2 separate regions of the Mus musculus genome follow, and region 2 is linked to region 1. The links are chromatin loops, found by intact Hi-C in ENCODE. Cell type or tissue: heart. All regions are shown on one strand. Each heading gives the region's core, and the rest is flanking DNA. Links, peaks and the distances in the headings are about the cores only. Region 1 holds the start of Gm41257 (a long non-coding RNA gene). Region 2 has its middle 94 kb from the start of 5430437J10Rik.

Region 1 (5,392 bases), core at 65-5,064:
ACTCTTCTTTCTAGATATTAGCACTGAAATCATGCTCTAAACTGTACTAATTTCAAAAGGATACAAGCTCTCTTTTGAGCCCTAAAATGAGAAAACCCAGTTATCATTAATAATAATTTATTATTCTTATAGACACAATACTAATATTTCTTAAAAAGAAACAGAAGGAAAGTATAGCATCTTTTTATCATTTCCAAAGAGCTTCTTGCAGTTGAGACTTCCAAAAATAAATAAGTTCTATTAACAAATTTGAACAACCCTTGAAAGGAGCAGTGAGATTATTAATTAGCAAAGTCTACAATACAAAATTACATAATATGAAAAATTAGATGATATGTCCCACCTTTCACATTATCCCTGAGTCCATTATTAATCCACCCTCATAAAAGAGATGCATAATGGGCTAGGTGGCTAAGGATCTTTAATGCCCTTATTATCCTGTGGCCCAGAGTTTGGATCCCTGTACCCACACAGCAGCTCATAATCACCTATAACTCTAGTTATAGACTAGAGGGTCTGACATCCTCTTCTGTCCTCTGCAGGCTCCTACACACACCTGGTGCACATAAACTCACACAGGGCCATACTATAAACAGGAATAAAATTTAATAATTTGATTTTAATTTTAAAAAGAATACATGAAAATTTTCTTACTTCATTTACATCTTAATGGAGATATGTCTACTTTCTTGAAGAATCTAAAGAAGTCGAACGGTTTGTGCACTAACACACACTCACTGTGTGTATCACACACTCACTGTGCACTAACACACACTCACTGTGTGTAACACACACTCACTGTGCACTAACACACACTCACTGTGCACTAACACACACTCACTGTGCACTAACACACACTCACTGTGCAGTAACACACACTCACTGTGTGTAACACACACTCACTGTGTGTATTAAAGTCAGGGATAAGCGGTCTGTGCACTAACACACACTCACTGTGTGTAACACACACTCACTGTGTGTATTAAAGTCAGGGATAAGCAAGTTCCTAAGGATGTAGCTCCTCTAAGTTCTTGTCTAACATGTACAAAGTTTTGGTTTTCATCCCCAACAACACATAAAGTAGCCATAGTGGTGAACACCTGTGGATCCCAGGACTTGAGATCAAGAGAAGCAGGACTTCAAAGTCGTCCTTGGTCGCAATAGAGCAAGTTGAGAGGCAATCTTGGGAGAACAGAAACTGAGAGGGAAAAACAAGCACAAAGAGAAAGTTGGGGGGGGGGGGAGAGGAGGGATACTATGTTATTGTTATTAGAAGTGACTATGGCAATGGCATTTGTTGACAGAGCAAGGGACCTAGATGGTACGTCCAGAAAAAAAAACTCACAGCACAAGACTTTCATCTCTACAAAAGGAAATTCATCTCTACAAAAGTCACACAGCTAAGGATGGCTGAGGCTTGATTTCCCTTGTTTTTCTACTACAAATGTCTTCCTATAACACAGAAGTTAGAAAGCCCACTCTCTGGTCTGTCTCCCCTCACTGCCATCCTGAAGAACTTTCTGAAAGTCTTTCTAAGACTCAGTTTCCATTTCTGTAAACTAGGACCATACTGCTGCTTACTACCCTTAACTATATAACTATTGAGCTCTGTGACCTTAGAACAGTGACTTGGGTCTGCTTTGTCACAGCAGCCTCACTTGATCACTTGTGACATGAGGAGGGGGAGGAGAAGAGGAATTATACAGTAAGTACTTTGCACATTTCCTTGTGTTCTAGCATAATCTAGTGTTCACTAGCACTCAGTTGTGAAGACCATTAATGAACAGTGAGAAACAGGGAAGAGGCAAAGAGAGAGAATAAAGATGTTGTGAAAACTCAACCAGCTTGTCACTGAAAAAATACTGTTAACCACTGTTTAGAACCCTGGCTGTCTGAGTTCCAGGGTAGCTGACTGTCACGTGGTTCACTCCCAGAGCATGATGGGAACATCCCAGCTGCAGAGCATTTTCTCCAGGGGAGTAGCAGCATTGTGGGCAAGCTTTCAGAACAATCTTAGCTTGAATTTTCAGAAAGGCAGACAAGAGATGTGAGATGGCTCTACTGCTCTACATGTAAAACGTCATACAGACTTACACAACAGTCCAAGGATCACAGGTTGGTACCAGCTCTGCAAAGGAAATTATTCTCTGAAGACCTTAGAAACAAACAAGAGACCCCCAACCTCCTCATGACTCATGTGGGAGTACCTGCAAAGAGCATACACTTTCTGATAAGTGTAAAATTGTAGCCACTGAATCATAAATCTTTCTCTAAAGGTGAAAGTGTGGGTGAATCTACAAAAGGGCAAGCTGTAACTTGTAACAGACAAGCTGTAGCTTGTATCCTGTAACTCTTTTCATAGATACAATGGTAGAAACATAAGGTAACAGTCTAATGGAGAAACCTCTTTTTGCAGCAACTACTAATTAATGCAAAATACCTAAGTGATCTTGGAGCACTCAGCCCTCCACAGAAGCGCGTGTCACCCCTTTTAAAGATGATCAAAAAAGAAAGAGCAGAAAAAAGTAACAGCTGAAAGATATGGAGGAGAGCCTTGAACCATTGTCTCTTGGATATAACATTGTTGCTGAAATCCCAGATTCACAGCAGCCAGGGTGGCCTGCACAGAGCCAGCCTGCATCCATTAACATTTGGTCATGGATGGGGAAGGATCTCATGGGAGCCCATCAATCAAAGTAGTTTTTCTCCTCAAAACATATTGTTTTAGTATTTTATTTTATTTTAATGCGATAAACTTGCTTTTAAAATGACTATGGGTTACTGGAGTGACCTATATTAAGCCCAGATTTTCTTTATTTAAACCTAATAAGGTTGGGAGAGTAAACAAAAAGAGAGTGCTAAGTGGTGTGTCTGAAGATGCAGCTTGGGCTAGGAAATACAGAGGTTGTGCGTATAAGTGTGGGGACCAGGGAAGCCTATAATAAAATCTTTGCTTTGTTGCTATCAGTACGGCAATCCTTAGTCATCTGTTCAACCTCTCTGTACTAGGTAAATATATTGTCTATAAGCAACAGAGTGTGAACAAGCTATAATGTACTAGAAAGACAGCCAGTTCTACCAAGTCAATAGGAAGACAAAAATTTGGCACACCTCCCTGAGTTTTAGTAGTTAGGATGCCTCAATCCAAAGCCACTGCCAGCAAGCAGCCTTAAGCACTCTCCAGCCGACTCAGAGCAACCTCAAGTAGCTCTGAAGGTTATTCCTGCATCCCTGTGTGTCTCCCTGGAGATTGCATTGCTGAATCTGATAGGCCAATTGATGGCCCTAATAAAAAATGAAAAAAAGAAGATCCAGCACATTGTCCTCCTTTCATCGAAAGTCTGGACTGTAAACACTGTCGCCCAGAGGAAGCTTCCCAAAAATAGGAAGGACCTTTAGATACTGGGAAAGCTTAAAAAAAAAAAAAAAAAAAAAACCAGTCATAGAAGCAGGGGGAGGGGTGATAGGGTAGGAGGTTTCTGGAGTGGAGACCTGGAAAGGAGATAACTTTTGAAATGTAAATAAAGAAAATATCCAACAAAAGAAGAAAATGATGACATCTCCTACAGCCCTTAGCCCATTTATAAAGCTGGCACGTTACCACTGAGTATCTTCCTCATCCATTTGTTGGGAGCACCTGAAAGTGTCCCATACTGTACCTTAGCAAGACTAAACACCAGATGAATCTGGACTACTCTTCCTAGATTTACATCATGACCCTTCCCCTCTCTTTCTTCTTGGTCTTGTTCACTGGAAAGAATGAAAAGGAGGAACGATGGAGCTTTGTATATGACGCTTACCTACTGGCCCTAGGTTCAATCAGAGCTGGGGGCTGGGGAGTTAAAGAAGATAAGCTAACTGCTGAACTAAGCACAAAGCCCCTCACATCCCAATTATCTCTTTAATTCTCTTTATTGTTCCATGGAGTCTTCCGAGATTGAAATGAATCATTCACACATCTGTGGGCAGTCTCCTTTTACGGATGCCTCTACCATATGCCATCTACTGTCCTTTTGCTTTTGTTTGGACACTAGGAAACAAAAAATCATAACAGATCTGAATCGTGTATGGACCAGGTCTGGAAATGGCAAACATGACTTCTAACCTATATATTCCACCGTCCAATTATATACCATATCTGATGGGTTGCACTTATGTGTAAGAGATGGGATGGGGATGGAGAGAAGAAGGAAGATCAAACCCAAAGACTCATGCATGCTGAAAAGCATCCTACCACCGAGTTGCGTGCCCAGCTTCAAGGGCTGGATTTCATCATAAAAGCCAGGATGTGGATTAATACCAGCAGGGTGTGTAAGAGGAAGCTGAAACAGGGCCTTGTTAATCCTGGCGATCTCTGTCTCACCTACCTCACATCTCCAGGAAGTACTCATAAAGCCATGTAGGGGTACAGATGTGAAAGTGCTATGGAGAGCTGTGGGCGGTCATGAGCTTCTCATGACACTGGCAGTGATGATCAACTGGAGATTTCCTGTGTAACTTTTTTTTCCTTTTTCCTTTTGAGATTATAATTTAATTACAATGTTTCTCCTTTCCCTTACCTCCCTACAAACCCCCCATATACCCCTTAACCATGGATTCTTTTCATACTAGTTTTTAGTGTGTGTGTGTGTGTGTGTGTGTGTGTGTGTGTATGTGTGTGTGTGTGAAAATAAATGTATATACACATGCACATATTCATTCCTAAATATAACCTGTTCGGTACATAATTCAGAAGCCCTGGCAAGTTTTTTTTTCTTTTTTTTAAAGATTATTTATTTATTACATGTAATGTACACTGTAGCTGTCTTCAGACACACCAGAAGAGGGAGTCAGATCTTGTTACGGATGGTTGTGAGCCACCATGTGGTTGCTGGGATTTGAACTAAGGATCTTTGGAAGAGCAGTCGGGTGCTCTTACCTGCTGAGCCATCTTACCAGCACCCGCTGGCAAGTTTTATAATTGAGAGCAGTAGGCATTTAAATCGACTCCCAACCATGTTCCTGTTTTGGAACACGTGACCACAAAACCCATTGAGAGGACTGTGACAATCAATCACAGTAGAGATGACATCTGAAGTCCTTCTACATGTAGATGAGGCAGCCCTAACATCTCAGACTAATCCAATAGAAACGATCTGCCTCTAGATCCCACCCCACCCACAAACGTTTATAAGGTGCTATCCACAGGAATAAAGTCCACGAGTTATTTCATCAAAGATCGTCTGAGAGTGCCTGTCTTATTGAGCTGTAAACACTCCAGGGAAGCGTTTTCTCTCCTTAAGCTTTCAGTCACTGGACCAACCAGCTGAGTGTGTGCATGTGTCACTTCCTGCTCCGTGGCCCTGACTTTGGCCCCTAGCTGCCCACTGTCATCTCACCACCTGCCACCGAA
Region 2 (5,392 bases), core at 311-5,310, 150 kb before region 1:
AAATGTTTAAATTAAGTTGTATTGATTTTTTTAAAGACCAGGCTTGTCAATGATTTAAAAAAATATATCATGAGTCTCTGTTTGAATGAATGTGAACAACTGGGAAAATTGTAAAAGTCATTTAGAATCCTTTTTTCTTAAGCATCACTTAGAGAACCTGTGGGTGTGAGCAAGCTCTTGGACAGTAAGGCCTGATAGGTTAGTTCAAGGAGGTCAACAGTCAGGCACTTATGAGCTTATCAGAAAGCATATTTTCCAGGACATCTACTTCTGTGCTGACCAGACTCTCCATCTACTTATGTGTGTTAAGTTGTTTCCTTAGAGTTTGATTTTGCTCAGCCAAATAGCCTAAAACACATTTCGCTTTCCCCAATTCTCTAGAATAATATTGACAAGGAATAGAAATCGAAATTAAGTCTTAAAATGAAGATGGCATTACTAATGGATCACTAAATGTCAGTGGTGTCTTCTTTATGTCATGCTAATGATATTTCCAAAACTTTATGTTCCCCCTCAAATTATAAGTGACTTTCCATCTCTAGACCCCTTGGGTATAGACAGCCAGCTGTTCTAGAGTATTTTATCACATGGGGTCACCTTCTGCCTTCACAGAGAGTAAAACATTTGAACATCTATTTCAAATCACCCTCCCTTGTCTTTCTTCCTTATAAATCCATAGAAACCTAAGACCAAAGATGATGTATGAATATCCATGCTATTTTCTCATTACCAGTAGGATAATAAGAACAGGAAAATCACCCACCAAACCATCTTTAGGTCTTTAGCTATTGTTTAAAAAAAAAACAAACTTTTGTTCATTTCCTTGTTACTATGTGGTTGTGATAATGTCTGCCAAGACAGAAAGCTGTTTGAACCAAATTTTCATGCAGGAGGATTGTATTTTGCTGAGTAAAATGCAATGAACTTCAGTCTCTATGATAAAGATGCAATATTGATTTTTAAATGATTCTTTGTTTAGGGGCATATAATGCTGTGGAATACTTTGTCTCTTAGAATGGAGCAATGCACAAATGGAGTCACGATAGTCTTTTATGGATATGAACAGTGCATTATTTATACCAATAAAATAAATCACCAGCATGTGAATAAATCACTGATTACATAACTTTTCTCCATTAATGTGGACTTTAATATTTCAGTTTTCAATAAGATAGCATGCTATCTAAATATATGATAACCTAGAAATGTCAACTCAGCGGGCATGGTGGCGCACGCCTTTAATCCCAGCACTCGGGAGGCAGAGGCAGGCAGATTTCCTACAAAGTGAGTTCCAGGACAGCCAGGGCTATACAGAGAAACCCTGTTTTGAAAAACAAAAGACAAAAAAAAAAAAAAAAAACCACACACACACACACACACACACACAAACAAAAACAAAAAACAATCAAACGAACAAAAGAAATGTCAACTCAATTTTACAAGTAAAAGGACTTCTTTGTTTCTGATAAACAGCTAAAAACAAAAACAAAATACCACACATTTTCAGAAGAATTTGTTTAATGTCAGTTGTTTTAACTTTGGCATTTTTTGTAAATTCAGAAAAATCTAATTTAAAAGTACTCATTTCATGAGCTACCACACATGACTTAAAAAGATCAACTTTAGACTGGTTTTAAGCATCAACCAAAAATTAGGACGTTGAAAGCATCTTTACCTCCAAAATTACTTGCCTGACCCATATTCACTTCTTAGACTGTGTTCATGGGCTCATTTATAAAATGTGATTCCAGCTAAGGGTCACATGTATCATGGCCAAGTGTACTGGCTGGTTTTGTGTGTCAACTTGACACAGGCTGGAGTTATCACAGAGAAAGGAGCTTCAGTTGAGGAAATGCCTCCATGAGATCCAGCTGTGGGGTATTTTCTCAATTAGTGATCAAGTGGGGAAGGCCCCTTGTGGGTGGGACCATCTCTAGGCTGGTAGTCTTGGTTCTATAAGAGCAAGCAGGGGAGACAAGCCAATAAAGAACATCCCTCCATGGCCTCTGCATTAGCTCCTGCTTCCTGACCTGCTTGAGTTCCAGTCCTGACTTCCTCTGGTGATGAACTGCGATGTGGAAGTGTAAGCTGAATAAACCCTTTCCTTCCCAACTTGCTTCTTGGTCATGATGTTTGTGTAGGAATAGAAACTCTGAATAAGACACCAAGGAGAGCAGCAGGGCTGAATCAGGCAATTTTTTGAGGAATTGAGTCTAAGACATAAACGTGCAAATGTCAAACATGTTTTCAAAATTAATCAGAATTAATCACTTGCACTGGATCCTGCTTCTAGGCTTCTGAACAACTGCTATCAGTATCAACAATAATGTAAATTATATATGTGAGACATATTTAAATATTAAGAGAATAAACTGATACTAATAGTGAAAAAAATGACAGTATCCTTGAAGGCTAGGGTTGGAGTTAAAATCATGTTAATCCCTAAAAGTGCTAGTCACACTGGGTTAGGTATGGTGGTGAATCTTCATTGTCACCTGGACTGTATCTAGAATCAACTAAAATCCAAGTAGCAGGACACACAGGTGAAGGAGTTCCTTGACTGGATCACTTGATGTAGGAAGACCCACACTAAGTCTGGGCCACACGTTCTGGTGATACTCTACATAAAAGGATATGGAAAGGGAAAGTTTGGTTTTTGTTGGCTTGTCCTCACTCTGACTGGCAAGTTCATCTCACCTGCTAATGAAGCATCGCTTTACTGTTAGAAACTACTTCATGCAGATGTCAGTGTAACTGAGACCAGCAGAAACATCCAGCCTAGTGAATTGAGCAACTAGATTTGTGGACTTTCTGTTAGGAGACAGTCATTACCAAAATAGTTGGACCACAGCCTGTAAGTCCCTTGATAAATAGATGATAGATAGATAGATAGATAGATAGATAGATAGATAGATAGATAGATAGATAGATATTCTATCAGTTCCTCTAGAGCAACCTAACTAATACAGGTAGATTAAAATATTTATTCTTGTAACTTGCTTTTGTGATGTGAACACTACTAGGATATTAAAGGAGAATCAAATCCCAAATGTAATTAATACAAAGATAATTCTGTTACAGATGTCAGTAATTCTCAGACCTCATGGTAACATGTTCCTATTACTATGAGCAGATCTTTGAAAATATATGTCTGTCTGAGAAAGAAAATGAATATTTAAGCACGCTACATGTTAGTGCTGTCATGAAGTTCTCGGTGCTTTTGCAGCATATGACCAAGGCTGAACATGCTCTGCTCATATAAGGCTGTCCACATGACGTGAATTAAGAAACAGTGAAAAGACCACCTGTTTTGGACACAAAGTTATTTCAGAGACTCTACTGATGAGTTCCCTACAGCAGCCAATAGAAATATTTTTTGTCCAGTAGCCTATCAACAAATGATCTGTCTCAGCCTGTTTGCATCTAATTCATAGTCCAAGAAGAGGTTGAAAACAATGATAAGTGGATATAACTTCCTGATAACAACTTAGGATTGCATTGATGTTTCCTGTAGGAAATGTCTAAGCTAATTGTGGCATAAGAATGCACTTAAAAGTCCTGAGAAAAAAAGCTGGGTTAAAGGACCTGCACTTTCACTTTGCAAAAAGGCCTTGTTGCTTTTCAAAATAATTCAATATCTGAAATTTCAAGGCACGTAGGGTAACAGATAAAGAGATTGGTAAAGCTTGAGTTTTACCATAAGAATGTAACTCATGGAAAGGTTGGGCAACGAGTAGATCTTGTAGATAAGATATGAATAATGGAGAAGAGTATCCAGAATTAAACAGTATCTCAAGGGAGGTATAGGAAGCAGTAACAAAAGAGAAGGGAAATAGGACTGGTATAGGGACTTGGAGGTGATGGGGGAGTTTTCACCTGTTCAAATACTAATGGAAAATCAAGAAGGAAGAAGACAGAGAAGTGTTCACAGTTTGGGTTAAATGGTTAATACCACAACTGCAGACATCTTGGGTGTCTATTTTATCTGAATTGTGTTTTATCTGTAGATTAAAGATACCCTGCTACATTCAATGGTTAAAAAAATCTTTAAGTCCTCATTTGAATGAATTGTGTAACTTGCATTTGTAATTCTACTTTCAGTAAGACATAAAGCTTAGTTTAGGGAGTTCGGCAGTGCAGTTCAATCAGGGAAAAAAATGAACTAGAAAAGAGAAATATATTTAGCCGTAAATTTTAACTTGTAGTTTTGAAAAACAAATGAGCAGTGTAGTTGCAGTTGCACTTAACTAAGATACTTCTTTGTATCAAATGTTTACAAATCACAAAATGTGATGTGTACAAGCTAACCATGATGAGTTTCTCCCTAGGGAAATAGTACTATTCTCCTTAAAGTCATGCTTCTGGTAGAGTGATGTCTTTATCTGGCCTCTTCCATGACCATGAGATTTTCATTGAAGCAAGTTCTACTTCTTCAATAACTTAATTGTAACTTCTCAAACCCCAAAATAGAAGTTATCAGATTCCCTCAAGTTGTATGTGTGTACACAGAGCTATTGTTACAAGAATGTAAGAGGTAATTAAATATATTATTGAAATTAATGTGTATGCTTCTAGAAGGTTTAACATCAAAATTTCAAAACATACTAAGTTACACATAATGTTTTGTCTCTGTAAGCTCATTTAAGCTAAGTAGCTCTATGCCTGAAGCCACCCTGGGACCCGGTGTTCTGCTCGAGGTTTCAGGGTAAAGCTGCATCTGGTTCTCATGCAGATTGGACTTTGTCTCCAAGGAGACCCACAAACAGCTCTCTTGTCAGTCTCCTCCTCCTAGGTTTACAGAGAAGAAAGAAAGAACATCACTGATTATCATTTTCTTATAAAGTTGCTCACATGCAGACCCTGACAAATTATTTTACATCACTTGAGTATGAGTTTTGGTACCTATCCTTAAAAACTTGTCTTATAGTCTTGAAGCTCAAAACACTAGGCAACTGAGAAATGATCGAAGGGCATTATGTGTATGAAAATGTCATCCTGCAACTCTTTCTTTTACACAATTTTACACAGCCAGTAGCTGGAAACAACCCAGATGTCCCACAACAGAAGAATGGATAGAGAAAATGTAGTTCATTTACACAATGGAATACTACTCAGCTATTAAGAATGAGGACACAGTGGAGCATGTGCCCTTATTACCAGTTGGAACATCTTCTGGGTATATGCCCAGGAGAGGTATTGCTGGATCTTCCGGTAGTCACTCACCAAACACAGACACTATTGCACATGCCAAAAAGATTCTGCTGAAAGGACCCTGATATAGCTGTCTCTTGTGAGGCTATGCAGGGGCCTGGCAAATACAGAAGTGGATGCTCACAGTTATCTATAGAGGATGGATCACAGGGCCCCCAATGGAGGAGCTAGAGAAAGTACC

What was found. Hi-C counts contacts between places; a loop is a spot of excess contacts. Peaks named below come from ENCODE experiments on the same cell type or tissue, not always from the same donor. Only the 100,000 strongest peaks of a DNase experiment are listed, where the experiment ranks them.
Region 2: it touches region 1 in a loop (2.7-fold over the local background); 6 of 42 quality-filtered maps call a loop at or near these places.

Annotation. Positions count from the first base shown.
Region 1 is chr15:5,249,359-5,254,750 of GRCm38, reverse strand. It overlaps Gm41257 (a long non-coding RNA gene), which reads right to left and starts at 112. Exons shown (of 4, transcript XR_875007.1): 1 at 1-112. In heart, for the core only: no CTCF peak of the experiment used is centred there; no DNase peak of the experiment used is centred there.
Region 2 is chr15:5,399,971-5,405,362 of GRCm38, reverse strand. It overlaps the pseudogene Gm46496. Among named protein-coding and RNA genes, the nearest start is that of 5430437J10Rik, 94 kb to the left of the region's middle. In heart, for the core only: no CTCF peak of the experiment used is centred there; no DNase peak of the experiment used is centred there.